2 separate regions of the Homo sapiens genome follow, and region 2 is linked to region 1. A link is an interaction called in ENCODE POLR2A ChIA-PET data of the cell type or tissue named here. Cell type or tissue: OCI-LY7. All regions are shown on one strand. Each heading gives the region's core, and the rest is flanking DNA. Links, peaks and the distances in the headings are about the cores only.

Evidence for each region. Peaks named below come from ENCODE experiments on the same cell type or tissue, not always from the same donor. Only the 100,000 strongest peaks of a DNase experiment are listed, where the experiment ranks them.
Region 2: POLR2A ChIA-PET joins it to region 1 with 9 read pairs; 1 of 35 experiments calls an interaction of 5 or more read pairs at or near these places.

Annotation. Positions count from the first base shown.
Region 1 is chr7:156,776,278-156,784,357 of GRCh38, forward strand. The region is part of intron 5 of LMBR1 (limb development membrane protein 1); the gene reads right to left. Among named protein-coding and RNA genes, the nearest start is that of LMBR1, 110 kb to the right of the region's middle. RefSeq lists an enhancer at 7,877-7,926. In OCI-LY7, for the core only: no CTCF peak of the experiment used is centred there; a DNase peak (open chromatin) is centred at 4,634; H3K27ac peaks cover 670 bases.
Region 2 is chr7:157,006,185-157,014,264 of GRCh38, forward strand. It overlaps MNX1 (motor neuron and pancreas homeobox 1), which reads right to left and starts at 4,479. Exons shown (of 3, transcript NM_005515.4): 1 at 3,476-4,479; 2 at 295-455. The coding sequence starts at 4,166. MNX1-AS1 (MNX1 antisense RNA 1 (head to head)) reads left to right here and starts at 4,673. Exons shown (of 2, transcript NR_038835.1): 1 at 4,673-5,123. MNX1-AS2 (MNX1 antisense RNA 2) reads left to right here and starts at 123. Exons shown (of 2, transcript NR_147077.1): 1 at 123-240; 2 at 693-936. RefSeq lists silencers at 3,641-3,690, 3,701-3,770, 4,281-4,890. In OCI-LY7, for the core only: no CTCF peak of the experiment used is centred there; DNase peaks (open chromatin) are centred at 4,567 and 5,267; H3K4me3 peaks cover 1,826 bases.

The DNA.
Region 1 (8,080 bases), core at 2,543-6,542:
TAATGCCATCCTATCACTCTCTTCCCAACTTTGTTCCCGACCATCTACAAACCTATAAGAAGCAGTCCCATCTTTCTCCATGATATGAGCACCTGGTTCACAAGTACTTCTTATCACATCCCCTGCCCTCGTAAGTAACATCCTAGCTCATCACCTCAATTCCAGTGAGATTCATTCCCATTCTACAGTAGCCACCCACACATGCATTGATCCTATTCCACCATCTCTCAGGATCACCTCTAAGAACTCCAACTTTGAAACTGCCCTCTTAGTCCACAATTTCCTGTCTTTTCTTGTCCCCTCAGTGCCCTAGCCTAGCTCTGCCTCCACATCCTCAGAACCTTCACTCCCTTGTTCCCTCCTAATCCTTCCAACCAGTCTTCTCTTCCCTGGCCTCAACCCCATGGTTCACTAGTGAATTTTGATGATGAGCCAGTATCAACAATATTCTGGAGCTCCCTGAACCTTTGGCTTCCACCAGGCCAGCTTCAACAATCCCCTGGCGCCTACTCCTTGATTCCCAGCCCTGTCAAAAAAACTTTGTATTATACAATCATGAGAAAGTTTTACTACGACATTCCAAAGTGGGCCTTCAATGCTACTTGGCAATCTTTATACTGATCTCTGGCTGACTTTAGCAATTTTCACAACTTTTTTTTTTTTTTTTGGTTTTGAGATGGAATCTCGCCTGTCGCCCAGGCTGGAGCGCAGTGGCACGATCTCGGCTCACCGCAAGCTCCGCTTCCTGGGTTCACGCCACTCTCCCGCCTCAGCCTCCTGAGTAGTTGGGACTACAGGCGCCAGCCACCACGCCCAGCTAATATTATCTCTGTATTTTTAGTAGAGATGGGGTTTCACGGTGTTAACCAGGATGGTCTCGATCTCCTGACCTCATGATCTGCCCACCTCAGCCTCCCAAAGTGCTGGGATTACAGGCATCAGTCACCACGCCTGGCCTTTCACAACATTTTTTAAAATGTTTTCCTTTCTTTTTTATCTATAATCTCATCCTCTACTTCCTTCCAACTACAATTGACTTTCCTCTACCTCAGTAGGACACAGCTGAGTGGGGTCTGTGAGTCCCTCACCTTCCCTCCTCTACACCTTAGCTACTGTTTCCATTTCTAATTCTTTCGTTCTATAAAAGAAAATACCTTGAATCCCTTTTCTCCTGTGGCCCAATCTCAGATGTTCATCTTCTCACATGTCATATCAGTGCTTCTCAAATGTCAACCTGCATCATAATTACCAAGGGGCCTGCCAGTTCCTGAGCATCAACCACAAAGTGGTGACTCAGTTGATTCTGATGAAGACGGTTCACAGATATACTGCTCAGTTTTTACCTAAGTGATCTTGCCTCTTCCAATAGCCAACAACTCTGAAGTTTATATCTTTAGTCCAAATCTTACTGCTGTGGCCAAGAACCATATACACCAACTGCCGTCTTTCATTAGACATCTCACCAGTACCTTAAACTTAATTCTAAGACCAAACTCATCATTTTATTCTCTATCTCTGCTCCTCCTTCAATATCACATACCTGAAAACATGACATCATTACCCACTTTGTTGTTTATGCCAGATACTTTGGAAACACCCTTGTCACCTACCTTTCCTGCTGAACCCCATACCCTACCCCCACCATACACCCTGAGCCTCGGTCCAGTCAAACACCAAGTGCTTCTGATTCTACTGTGTAATTACAACTCAAATTCATCCCTTCTTTTCCTACTGCCACCATACCCATCCAAGACGATGATTTTTCTATTATAGGTACACAAATAATAACAAGAACTGTCTGAAATACATACTCACATGTTTAAGCAGTCCATTCAGAAACATTTAGCCAAAAGAACTCTCTGTAGTCAATCATATAAATTGTTCAAAAAGTTATTTCAAATTAGTCAATATTTCTTTTGAAAGTCAGTAAATAACTCACAAAAAGAAATCTGCTCATTTCTAGTTATCGATCTACATTACAAGAGTAAATCAACAATACTAATAGAAAAGGCTGCCACGGTACAAGCCATCAAAATTATTTAATATGATTATGCTTGTCCTATGAAATATTAAGATAACTGATATAGTAAGAAAGAGCTGTTATTCTGACTTAATCCACTGGGAGGCTAGGATAGTTAAGTTTTCCCTTTTGTTAATTTTATTTTCTTTCTGTGATTAAATGAGACAAAACCTGTCCAACTTAAAATCAATTAAATACCACATGCGTGAGCTTTACATAAACCTTTTAAAAAGATAAATATGTTCATTAAATGCAAGGTGGCAAATTTTTTACCTTCAAAAACTTTGAGCTAGAGAGAAGAGAGATGATGAGACTATAGTCAGAAATTTCATTTGTTAATTCAGCTTCCACTAGTAAATATACAAGTACTCAAAATCTATAAGCTGTTATCACTATCTTTCTTGAGATCATAAAAATATTACCAAGCTTCAAGAACACAGCCTTTATGGCATGCCATGTGTGAGATTGTTAGACTTTTGGATGCCATTCTGACTACAAAGTAATGAAAAGCATTGTGAGCACTTTTATCACCACCATTAATCACCAGCAGCACAGCATATAAGCAAAAAATATGCCGACTGCTCATTTTTCCATTAAGGGTCAGAATCAGGAGCTAGAAAGCCCCGAGGGGAAGCTTCCTATCAACTCCATTCTTGCATATACTGAGCTAAAAGATGTACCAGATGTCAGAATAACTTATTAAAATGCGCTTCAAACAACAAAGTGGCAAAACACTGTAAACAAGGAAGAAGGTCTTCATTGTTCCTCTAGTGAAAAAAGTCTCCTGAATACAAGATCACAGGACTATAAGAACTTCTATTTATTAATCAATAACTGTACTTCCTTCACCTAGTTTTGAATGCTTAGATTATGTCATATATCACCAGGATTTCATGAACTTCACAATATTTTTATTTCCCAGTATGAACACTTATCCTGCCATCCCCCACAAAAAAACCCGTTAAGTTTAAATTACTTTAGCGAAACTCCTTCCTTCTGATTAAAATTGCAGTATAATAAGCAGTCAGTATATTAGAAACACCACTGAAATTAAGTACTTTTCTGCCAATGAAACATGAGTTGTTTTGAGTAAGCTATAGAATTAATCACGTTATTTCATACCAGCATTTTTTGAAATTACAACAACCTCAATATTATAAAAGGTTAAATTCGATGAAATAGATTAGTAAAGACTAAACACTTGTAGACACACAGATTTCTTTTAGATTTAAATGGGAACTAAATGGATAGTCTACTACACTCAAATGGTTATGATATAATTGCTTCTTGGAATTTTTGTGCTGGTCAATTATACATTTAATTCACATCAATGAAGTGAAAATTACAATGTACTTACAAAAGCTCTATGGAGAAGCTGTCATGTTTCTATGGTGATGAACATTTAAACAAGGTTTTGCCTGGACATCTTGCCCTCCTGTAAGGGATGTAAAAACCACTTCATACACTATGTCTCTACCCATTAGGAAGCCTGGGAAAACTTCTACATTCACAGAACATTTAAAATAAATATCAAGCTATTGTTTTCACTTAACAAAAAGGGTCTCTCAGTAACATTAAAATAAGGTTTGCTCAGCATGGCATCAAGATTGCACCAAACATATACACAGTCATCAGGGGAAGATCGGTAGAAGTACTAATAAAGAACAGAAAATAAAAGCAGGTATTAATTATTTTATTTTAAGCCATGAAAAAACTACAAATAAGCATCTCTAGAGAGTGTCAAACATTTCTCCCTTTGCTCCCAAGTAATCATTAAGAGCATACACGAAAAAGCTTTGGTCTCACGTCAGAGAAAACGGCTTTGTGAAAAGCTTTGTTAAGGTCTATAGTAAAACAGTGAAATGTTTTTTAATATTAATATGCTATGCAGTCTATTTTATACACAAATATACTTAATGTGGTCTATACAAGATGAAAAAATTAAAACTATAAGATGCTCAAGCTGTTAAAGCTGGACAAAAAGAAAGTGCTTGGGGTAAGCTAAAATAAAAACACCAACATTGCCAGTTCATTGAATTAACATCTCCATTGCATTAAAATTTGTAGGCAGAAATTCCCCATGATATTAGACAAATAAAAATCCTCCAGATTACAAATGAATTAATACATGTTTTCAATATGTAAATGAAAGAACTGAATTATAAAAAGACTATGGTAACTAGATATCAAAATTTTTACACATAATTCTGAATTTGGGAAAAAAATATTTCTTAGTACACCAAATCACATCAAATAATTCACTGGTTCACTAGTAAGGCTCTTTTCTTCTATTTTTGTTCTAATAATTCTTCAGTTCAAAATTCATAGAAAAGAAGAAATGAGAACTAACACTTGCAGAGCTCCTACTAGTTGCTTTATACGTGCTTACTGAATCTTTGCAATATATTAAAAGGTAAATTTGATTACACATAACAAAGTTCACACTCAAAAGTGAAATAATTTGCCTGCATGCCAGAATTCACTTTCAATTCAGGTCTGTCAGCCCTCAGGGCCCTGTGCTTTCCACCCCTACCCTTCACCTCCACCCTTCACCCCCACCTCCCCAGTGACAGAAATAAGTCACAAAAGACAACACCACATGGAAATGAGGAAGTGGGGGAGAATGCTTAAAAGAAACAAGACAAACCTATGATTTTAGTAAAGGACCTAAAAGCTTCTTTTACTGGAACGTTAGTTTTCAGTTCCATAAAAGCAAGCTCATACTAAGGTCAAATGCTCAGTCTTGTAAGAAACCTGTAATGCAGAAGACCATCTTAGCCAATATCCACTTTCATTTCATGAAACACTCAGGCACAAACTCCAACAAAGATACAACAAAAGAAAGATCATTAGCATTATTACTTATTATTACAGTGAAACATAAAAGATATTAAGTTTTAAAATATAATAAAAAGCAATGCCACGTGACAATTTAGGTAATAACATCATATTGCTTATGTGGCAAATAATACTTTACACAAAAAGCACTAGAAATTCCAAAACACCACAGAAGATCCTTTATGACAGTGAACAAAATAGGAAAGATGTACATGAAAGCTTCCGGCTTCCTGCTCTCACTCCAGACTAGTCCCCCGTTAGCTCCTTTGGGCCCTTCTCTCCCAGGTTTCCACATTTCCTGCATCTCTCAATAAATAATAGCTACTTTGGGTGGGCAGGTATCAGTGCAGATGCATACATACATATTAGTATTTTATTAATATATTTATATATTTTTCCATTGAAAATCAGCAAGTTGGCATTTGGTTTTATGTATCAGCCTCTGTTTAGCTAATGTGAGCTGATCATCAAGGGATACAAATCACCCTTTTCCCTTTCTATTTTAAAATAAAAGTTTACTATTTAGCTTTACATGTCTATTAAATACCCATGGATATACTACCCAACTAGAACAAACATTACCATGACCATCCTCCCAACCAAGTCAACCTTCTGCACCAACCTACCCACAGGTAACCACAAAACACTGCCATGTTTATCATCCATTTGCGTTTTTTAAAATTGTGGTGAAATATGCATAACATAAAGTTCACCATCGTAACCATTTTTAAGTGTACAGTTCAGTGGCATTACTACATTCACACTGTTATGGTACCATCACCACCACCCATCTCCAGAATGCTTTTCATATTCACCAACTGAAACTCTGTACCCATTAAACAATAACTTCCCCCCCAATACACAATCCCTGGCAACCACTATGCTACTTTCTGTTTCTACAACTTTGACAATGCTATAGGTATCTCATTTAAGGAGAATCATATAGAATTTGTCCTTTTGTGACTGGACTGTTTAACTTAGCAAGGTTCATCCACGTTGTAGCATGTGTCATAATTTCCTTCTTTAGGGCTGAATAATACTTCATTGTATGGATATATCACGTGTGGTTTACTCATTATTCATCATACACAGTTGGATTGCTTCCACCATTTAGGTATTGTGAATAATGCTGCTATGAACATGGGTGTACATGTATGTGTTGGAGTTCCTGCCTTCAATTCTTTTAGATGTATATCCAGAAGTGGAATTGCTGGATCAGATGGTAATTCCATTTTTAATTTTTTAACAAATCGTCATATTGTTTTCCACACCAGCTCTTCCGTTTTACCTTTCCACCAACAATGCACAATATTCCCAATTCCTCCACATCCTTACCAATGCTTGCTGTTTTCTGGGTTTGGCTAGTAGTCATCCTACTAGGAGGTATCTCATTGCAGTTTTGTTTGTTTGTTTGTTTGTTTGTTTTTGAAACAGGGTCTCACTTTGTCATCCAGGCTGGAGTGCAGTGGTACAATCTCGGCTCCCTGAAACCTCCACCTCCCAGGTTCAAGCGATTCTCCCGCCTCAGCTACCCAAGTAGCTGGGATTACAGGCACACGCCACCATGCCCAGCTAATTTTTGTATTTTTACTAGAGACAGGGTTTTGCCATATTGGCCGGGCTGGTCTCAAACTCTTGGCCTCAAGTGATCCTCCTGCCTCAGCTTCCCAAAATGGAGGGATTACAGGAATGAGCCACTGGGCCTAGCCTCATTGTAGTTTTGATCTGCATTTCCCTAGTGATTAGTGATGGTGATAATCTTTTTATGTGCTTATTGGCCATTTGTGTATCTTCTTTGGATAGACTTTGGATGTCTATTCAGTTTCTTTGCCTATCTTGTAATATTTGATAGAGGAAGTTCCATCACCTAGTTCTTCAAAATTGCTCCGGCTATTCTTGGCTTTCTGCACTTCCATTAAATTTTTACTACCTGCTTGTCACATTCTATAAGAAAACTTTGCAGAATTTTTATTAGAATTGCAAAAACTCTAAAAATTATGAACACAGAATATCTATCAATTTATTTAGGTTTTCTTCAACATCTTTCTTTTTTTGAGACAGGGTCTTCCTTTATCACCAAAAGTGAAGTGCAGTGGTACAATCATGGCTCACTGCAGCTTCAAACTCCTGGGCTCAAGCAATCCTCCCACCTTTGCCTCCCGAGAAGCTGGGACTACAGGCATGCACCAACCAGGCTCAGTTAATTTTTTTTATTTTGTATTTTGTAGAGACAGGGCCTCGCTATGTTGCCCAGGCTAGTCTCGAACTCCTGGCCTCCTGCGATTCTCCCACCTCAGCCTCCCAAAGTGCTGGGATTATAGGCATGAGCCACTGTGTCCAACCAACATCTTTCAATAAGATTTTTTGTTTCCATTATTGTTTCCATAAAGGCTTTAAATATCATTCGTTAGATTTATTTCAACATACCTTAGGCTGTCTTGCTATTATAATTGATTTTCAGTTTGTTGCTGGTATTTATTGATTTTTTTAAATATATTAATCCTTGTACCCAGCATCCTTGTTAAATTTTTTTATTTGAATAATCTATTTTTAAATTCAGCTGAGCTTGACTTTCTAGTTTTATTTGCCGCTATGCAGTTTCATTAGGACTCATGTACAGGTAGTGCATGAAAACATTCCTATCCCTTCTAGACACTGCTCTTACCCATAACAGGAAAGAAAGAAGACAGCTCCTTCAATGGTGTAAGAGATCAGGCCATGTCAGCTCATCAACTTCATCATCAAAGTGTATGTGTAGAATTTGCTTCAGAAATGAAAGTCTTTTTTGTCAGATAATACCTTCGTAATTATCACTCTTCTTGTTGTATTTTGTTTATTTTTTGTTATTTTGGGTTTTTTTCTGTTTTTTTTTTTTTTACAGCATCACACTATAATACTAGCTTGCTTCTAAAAGTGGTAACCAGCTCTGAATGGTGTAGAATGACTCAGCAGCATGCATTTCTGGCAATACTGAGGACTAGATATCCTTAAGTTTTTCTGTTAAAGAAAATCCCCTAGATAATATATTAAAAGTCTCCTTGAAATATTTTTTGTCTACTAACTCTTTGAGTAATACACCGAGTTTGGGGCCTCTCACGGTGTTGGCTTTTCTCAAATGTTTGTTCGTCTTTGAATTCTCTGTTCATCTCCGTATTTAAGAACTCTTGTCCTGCTTGTTCTCCCTATCATCTCCTGCCTCTGATGATACTGAATTTAGTGAAT
Region 2 (8,080 bases), core at 2,080-6,079, 230 kb after region 1:
GTCGCGGTAAATCTCAGGATGTTCCCTCCTCTCTTTCTGGAACAAAATTTCTCGAATGCGGCCTGGGGATCACCTTCTTCAGAATGAAAGGAGGGGTGGTTAAGTGCTGATTCTTGGGCCCCACCCGAAGCTACTGAATCGGCGCTCTGGGCACCTTAGATGAACCCGTGCGCCCGCCGTCTGAACCGTCGAGGCGCAGCGCTAGATGCCTCAGACCGCCCGTGGGTCACAAGTGCAAAGGTAACAGTGTCCCCTGGGAGGCCGGGATGCGTCGGGGGCGGGGAGGGCGCGCACCTGGGTCTCGGTGAGCATGAGCGAGGTGGCCACCTCGAAGCGCTTGGGCCGCGACAGGTACTTGTTGAGCTTGAACTGGTGCTCCAGCTCCAGCAGCTGCTGGCTGGTGAAGGCGGTGCGCGGCCGGCGGCACTTCCCCAGGAGGTTCGACTGCGCCTGGGCTGGGGACCAAAGGGCAGTGAGGCCCACAGCCGGCTCCGGTCCTCGCCCCAGCCCCTCCCGTTGCTGCTTGTACCACTACACTCAAGGCCCCAGCGCCAAGGCCTGGCCCTGCAGAGGGCGGGGCTGTTCCCTCACTATCAGTGCCCACTCCCCAAGGAATGCGGACTCAGGACCACCAAGTGGAAATGGATAGTTTGGAGTTAATGAGACCAATTTTTTTTTTTTTTTTTGTCTAGGAGACGTCTGAGTGTCCCTGTTAAACAGGGCCCATCGCAGGAGGCTTCCTCTCCACAGGAGCCGGCTTTGGTAGCAGTGGATTGACCCAGAGGCAAGAGGAGAACTGAGGCCAGTCGGGGGCCAGGAAGGGAGGTTCCGGGAAGCCCAGGAGTTGAAGGCTGCAGTGAGCGAGACTGCACCCCTGCACTGTACCCTGGGTGACACAGCAAGACCCCATCTCTCAATAAATAAAAAATAATAAAATAATAAAATAAAGGAGCAGTGAGTGATGAGAACCAAATCTCTCCCCCTCTCCTCACTGCGCCTTCCTAGAGATTCAGGCTCAGATCCAAACAGGTCTGGGAAGAGCTGGTCCTGCTGTTCCAGGTCTCCCTGCACTGCCTCCTTAAGACAGAAAAGGAGGAGGAGGAGGAGAAAAAGAGGAAGGAAGGAAGGGAGAGAGGGAAAGAGGGAGGGAGGAAGGAAAGAAGGAAAGAAGGAAGGAAGGAAGGAAGGAAGGGAGGAAGGGAAGGGAGAGAGGACAGGTGGAACAGGACCAAACCCAGGGTCCAAGTCTGTGTATTCACCAGGGACCCTCCCACCTTCCAAATGTTTTCCTTGGCATGCCCCCTCCTCAGGGTGCGGGCGGCAGGGGCAAGGCCTGAGGAGACTAGAAGCCTTTTCAGGACAATTCTCATTACGCAAATTACAGGCAGAGGCGCAGGCAGGATCCGGTTCTCTGTGTGTTCAAGGAGGCCTGCCCGGCTTTATTTACATAATTTCGCACGGTTACATCACAGAGAATTTTATGACCTCAAAACGAGACTTCCCTTGATTTCCCAGGAGCCTGACAAGTGTTGGACAATAAAAGAAAGAAAGCAAAGGAAAGAAAGGAGGCCAGCCCCAGGCCTGGATGAGCTCAGGTCCCCCGGGATGGGCAGTTTGCTTTAGAGGATGGCCCACGCCCCCTGCTTTAGTCAAACAAGGCCCCGAATTCCCAACTTGACAATACATTAGAACTTTAATTAAACCACTGGCTCCGGAGGGACCATTTGGGAAATGCCATCCAACAGGCAGAGACAACCAATTAAAGAAACCAAACAGGTTTTCCCCGGACCAGCGAGGAGGACTTCTCAGAACACATTCCGCCGTCTTTGGCACGGTTATGCCTGCCCTTTTGGATTGCCAGGTGCAGATACCTCTTCTGAACTTAAGACTGGTTGTGTTTAAAATTTGGCCAACTCTAGGTCAACATTTGGAATCAGAAATAGGCAAGGTGTCTCACTTTAATAAATTTTCTGAGTGACCCTGGGCTCCACGAAGCTCCAGAAAGCACCCCTAGGAGGCCTAGGACCACGGGCCCCCGGGGCTGGCCAGCCCCCTCCGTGGGCAACTTAGCGTCCTTGGCTCTGGGAAATGCAGGTCATATTGGTGGCTTTCTATCAGAAGGGATGGGCCCTGGGTCGGCACCCTGGGTTTAAGCCCAGGCTGGCAGGGGATTCGCAGACGCAGACGTGTCTGAGGTGAGGGGCAGCTTTCCCTCTTCCAGCCAGTCAGTAGGGCTGACTCTCCCAGGTGAGGGATGGGTGACCACTGGGGCCTTCTTGGAGCTGAGCTAGGAAAGCCTGGGGCGGCTGTGGGCAAACAGCCTTCTGCAGGGATTCTTCTCACCCTCTTGTGACTTCTCCAGCCTCTGGGGTCCTAGATTTTCTCTGTTTAGTCACAACCACAGCTTCCAGCAAAGGAATCTGAATTCTGGAGTGTTTATTTCTGTTTTCTTTTTTGCTTTTCCCCTGCTCTGCCTGCATCTCCCCAGTCTAAACAAATCCACTCAGACAGAAACAATGGGGTCTCTTTGTTTGGGTGTTCGGCGGCTGAAAGCGTTGAGCCATATACATCTGCTCGGCCCGACTCATAAGTAGCTGACCCCGATGGGGCGAGCGGGGAGAGCCAGAGCCCCAGAGAGCCAGAGCCCCGGAGCCCCAGCCCGGAGAGTCCGCGTGTGCCAGGAAAGCCTGAGGGGCCCAGGCCTCTGGCGAGGTGTCCCGCCCGGATGGAGAGGAAGCTGCCCGAAGCCCAGCGGCTCTGGGGTGGGGAGAACAGGGGCTCCCTCGGCCCCACCTTGGAGGGGCATTCGTTACCTTGTTGGGCGCCCAGGATTCCAGGGCAGGCACCTACTGTTGAGAGTCCCCCCATAGCTGGTTCAAGCCAGGCCACCTGCCTCGGCCATCGCACCCCGGATCCAACGCCCTTCCAGAGGAGGGCAGCGCCCTGGTAAGAGCCGGGGGTTCCCTGGGCCTTGGCCTTGCCTCCCCGGGCCTCCGAAGCCCATTTCTCTTGTTTGCTGCTCCTGAAGCACTCCCTCTCCCTGGAGGGGCCGCGGGTCTCTCTAACGCCCCAGTGGGGGACCTGGCCCAAGTTCCTTTCCCCGGTGATAAGCCCTGACCCCCATTCCCGGGCCTGCCTAATTCAGGGCGCTCTCGGCTCGCCTTCCCCCGGCGACTTCCTTCTCCTGCAGCCTTCGGGTTAATCATTAGATCTCAGTCTCACACCTCCAACTGCCCCTTCCCGTTAAGAGAGGAAGAGAAGGCAAGGCCTGCGCATGGCCATTTTAATAATTCGCTGCCCGTCTCATGCCTGGGGGTCCGGGCGAGTCCTCGCAGGCCCCGGGCAGAGCCGAGGCGGCTTCGCAGCTCTTCCCCCGCTCGCTGGGAGCCAAGCGCAGAGAGGGGCAGGCGGTGCCGGTGGAGGATGCGCGAGGCCCTCCCGCCACGCGCATCCACGGGGGCCGCAGGGTACTCACAGTTGAAGTCGGGCATCTTAGGCAGGATCATGCCCGCGGTGGACGCGCGCAGCCACTGGTCCAGCTGGAAGGTGCCGGCGCCCAGCTTGATGGGGTCGGCGGGGTGCGCGGGGTGCGCGCCTTGCACCTGCGGGTACGAGTAGGAGAGCGCCGGGTGCTGGCCCGCCAGCGCAGCCGCCGCCGCCGCCGCGGAGTAGCCGTAGACCGGGTGGCCGTAGAGCGCCGCCTGCGCCGGGAGGCCCGCGCCGCCCTGCGCGCCCCCAGGGTGCAGCCCCAGCGCCAGGCCCCCAGCGGCGGCGGCGGCGGCGGCGGCGGCGGCAGCGGCCGCTGCGCCCGGATGCGCGTGGTGGTGGGGCCCCCCGTGCCCGCCGCCCGTGCCGCCGCCGCCGCCGCCCGCGCCCAGGAAGCCCGGCTTGGGCAGCAGCGCGCAGTGCGCGGCCAGCAGGCGCGGCGGCGACGGGCTCTCGGCGCGCAGGCGGTCGGCGGGCGCAGCCGGCGGCTCCGAGGACGCGGGGCTGCAGCTGCCGCTAGTCCCGCCGCTCGCCCCGCCGCCGCCGCCGCCACCTCCGGTGCCAGATGCGGCGGCGGCGAGCGACGTGACCAAGGCCAGCGGCGCGCTCTGCGCAGAGGCGGCTCGTGGGGGGTCCACCGCCAGCAGGGCGTCGATGCGGAAATTTTTGGATTTTTCCATCGGCTCGTTTGGGGCTGGCGCTCAGGGCCCGGTGGCGGGCGACGCGGCCGTGTGCGGGCTCGCGGAGTCAGTGCGTGCGGTGCAAGCCCGGGGGCTCGGTATTGTTATGGTGGTTATTTGCCAATAATCAAAGTCGCCGCCGGAAACTCAGCCGAGGGTGACCATGGTCCCGGCGCCTCCTCCGTGCGGGCCCCGCCCCGGGCCGCGCTCGCACAAACTCCCACGCGAGTGCTTCCCCGCGTCCGGGCCCGGGAGCCCGGTTCTTTGCGCTGCAGCCCTCAGGCGACCGCGCGGAGGCCGCTGCCGCCGTGGTGGGGACCCGCGCCCCTCCGCGCACTTGAAGCTCAGCGCGGCTTCCGATTGGCGCGCGCAGCGGGGGCCCGGGGAGGGCCGCGGGCTCCGCCATTGGCCGAGGGGCGCACCTGTCACCGTCCCGGCCGCCCGCCGCCCCGCCCCCGCGCCGCGAGGTCCTAAGCAGCCCGGGCTGTTGCGCGGCGCTGGCGGGCGGGGACACCAACGGGGAGTGGATACTCCGAGGCTCAACCTGGGGCCTCTGCCCGCCCTCCCCTGGGTGCGGAGCCGGACGGCGGGCACTGGCAACCCCCGGGCCCCTGGAGAGCCCCGCGGCGGCCCAAGACCCGCTCCCGAGACACGTGGGCCCCTCCGGACTTGGTTGGTCCCTGGAGCCAGCTGCGCGCGTCCTCTCCGGCCTCCTTGTCGGCGCTGGAGTGGGTCCACGTCTGCCTTGCGGAGCGCGGTGGTTCCACGCTCCTGAGCGCCCACGCTGCGCAGACCTGGCCGCTCTGCGAGGCGACGGCAGCGCACTGAAGACCGTGGTGTTTCCCAAGCCCTCCCTGCTCTCGGGCCTCCAGGGCGCAGCAGGGGAGGGTTTTGTCCCCGTGGCCAAAGCTCTGCAGGTCGAACCTTATCTGCTATGGGAAGGCCCCGCATTTTCAGGTGTGTGTGCGGGGGTGTGGGGGTGTAAACGCGCATGTGAGTGTGAGTTTGGCCTCCACGAATCCTCTCTGGGAGCCCCTGCCCCAGTCAAGGCGGAGACGGTAGATCTGGGCGCTCTGGCCTGCAGAACCCAAGTCGGCTTGCAGACGTCGCCCACGTGCCTGCTCAGTGGAGCGGGTCCTCGGTGACAAGGCTCTTCCTCGCTGCCGAGGGATGCCCATGGGCTTGCGGGAGTCAAGGCCCACACACCTCGGCCCTGAAAAACCCGTGGGGCCCGGCATCCTTCGGAAGCCCTGCCGCTGCGACCCCCGGCCAGTCCCCGGGCAGGAGCGGGGAAAGGCTATGTCTCTCGTGCTGCCGGGGCCTCCTGGGAAGTGGAGAGGAAAGGGCTTCCCGTGAGTGAGCGAGGCACGGAGTGAGCATCCAGGTCTCACCCCTCCCCCACACGCACACTTCAAATATTTACAGTAAAACCACTTCCAAGGGCGTTTTTGAAGCTGAAAGAATCCACACAGGGGTCGGGAAGTCAAGCGGCATCAACACCAGGCTTTGTCAATAGCGCCATTAGACCCAGTTATCTTCCCCAGCAAGCGTGAGAACTGGGAGGGAGTTCCAGGTTCCAGGGCTTGCTATGCAGGTGAGAGGTGAATAAAGGACCGGAAGGGGCTGTGGAGAGGGGAGAGAGCCAAAGAGAAACTCAGTGCCAGGTAAACTTCAAAATTAGCACGCCAGGTTGCTACAAGAGGGATTTTTAAAAAGGCAAATATAGAGACCTTGCCACTTCTCCTCAAAAGGCTTTTGACCTAGGCGAGAGTTGATGACAGTGACTCTGTTGCCATGAGTGGTATCGTTTTCATTATAACACAGGGTAGTTCCCAGATGCACAGGACTGGTTGGAAGGTTAGGAGGATGGCAATGGATGAGTAACTGCAACTTGGAGTAAATGTGATCTGGCTTTGCAGAGCCGACCACTGGTAAAAAGAAATCCCAGGCATTCACATGGAGTTTGTCGTGCCTTTAGATGTCTTTGTGGTGACACAAATGCAGTTCTACCTCTCACTGGAGAGAGGGAAACACGCGCATTTCTTGAACACCTACTATGTGCTATGAGCTTTCTGCAATTCTCATCCGTAATCTTCACTATGACACTAGAAGGAAGATTTTTATCATCTCCGTATCTCCATTTTCTTTTCTTTCTTTTTTTTTTTTGTATTTTTGGTAGAGACGGGGTTTCACCGTGTTAGCGAGGATGGTCTTGATCGCCTGACCTCCTGATCCGCGCGCCTCGGCCTCCCAAAGTGCTGGGATTACAGGAGTCAGCCACCGCGCCAGGCGCCCCCCACTTTTTTTTTTTTTTTTTGAGATGGAGTTTTGTTCTTGTTGCCCGGGCTGGAGTGCAATGCCATGATCATGGCTCACTGCAACCTCCATCTCCCAGGTTCAAGCGATTCTTCTGCCTCAGCCTCCCCAATAGCTGAGATTACAGGCATGTGCCACCAGGCCAGGCTAATTTTTGTGTTTTTAGTAGAGATGGGGTTTCACCATGTTGGTCAGGCTGGTCTCGAACTCCCGACCTCAGGTGATCCACCCACTTCAGCCTCCCAAAGTGCTGGGATTACAGGCATGAGCGACCGTGCCCGGGCTATCATCTCCATTTTCTAGAGTACAAGTTCAGAGAGTTTGGGATCCTTGTTCCCAGCAGACAGTTTGGCCTTAGAGCTGGGAGTGGGACCAGGTCTGATTGCAGAGGCCACACTGTTCCCACCCTGCTGCCCTCAAAGCTTTCAGGTACACCTAGCCCTGAGTCCCCATCCCATCTGTTTCTTTTTGGGGAGGGAAGGATTGTAAAGGAGACCAGAGATTCTTAGCCACCTGTCCCAGGCAGGAAGCCCTAGCTGTGACTCTGCCTCCCCAGGGTAGAGAACACAGCCTTGGCCTCCTCCTCCAGGGGTTTGGCACCAAGGCTGACTTGCCTTTCTCTTCTCATCACCCCCATCTGCTGGGGGCAGATTGCTTGGTCCTGAGGTCAATGATTTAGGGAGCTGGGGGAAGGGAGTGGCTGCAGAAGAAATCTCCCAGGATGGACCTTGGAGAAGATGCTGTTCCTCTCTCCAACCAAAAATACACACTGCCAGGGTGATTTTAGTTGGTGATGGGGTGTGTAGTCTAGACTCATGACATCAGCCATCTCCTTCAACAAAATCACAGTGGGTGTTTTCTGGCTTTTTTTTTTAACTCCTAGAGGAATTAATTTCACCCCTTTTTGTTCTGTAATAACCATGGTCCAAAACCCCTTCACACCCTGTCTCATGTTTCTATTCTGCCTGAGACCTGCTGAGGACACCTCCCTGAAAACACAGACAGGACAACACGTGTGCAGGTCCTTCAGGTGTCTGTACCACCTGTGGGGCTGTGCAAGGCTGTCCGAGGAGGCCTAGCCTAGCAGCCCTGCGTCCTGTCCGGACCGCCCCTCTGGCTGAGGTGCCATTTCAGGAATCTGAAGCTCCTTATCTCGATGGATTTGTTTCTTTGTCTACAGAAGCAGGGGTTGGACCAAATGGACTCTAAGGAGCTATAGGGCCTTAAAATGATCAGATGTTCTGCTTATATTTAAGAATATGTTAATATAAAAAGGAGGTTCTCTGTAAAGCTGCATGGAGAGAGGCAGGTGTGGGGGAGAGAGGGAGCTATCTGGGAAGTGTGGATCTTTGTGTGGTTTACAATGTGTGAGGCGGAGCCTGCTGGGTCTCTTCCTGTTCCCAGTATCTGTATTGATCCAGCCCAGCTGGCTTTGGGGCAGTCTGGAGCTGGGCTTGGGTCTTGGGAAGGGCCACAAAGAGAGATCAAAGGTCTGATCCTAGTAGTGCTACCAAACCTGAGTCTCCAGGTGAGTTTTCTCTCCAGCGGCCCCAGGGGCAGAACTCAGCCCTGGAGAGTTCTCCCTGGAGCTCTTGGTT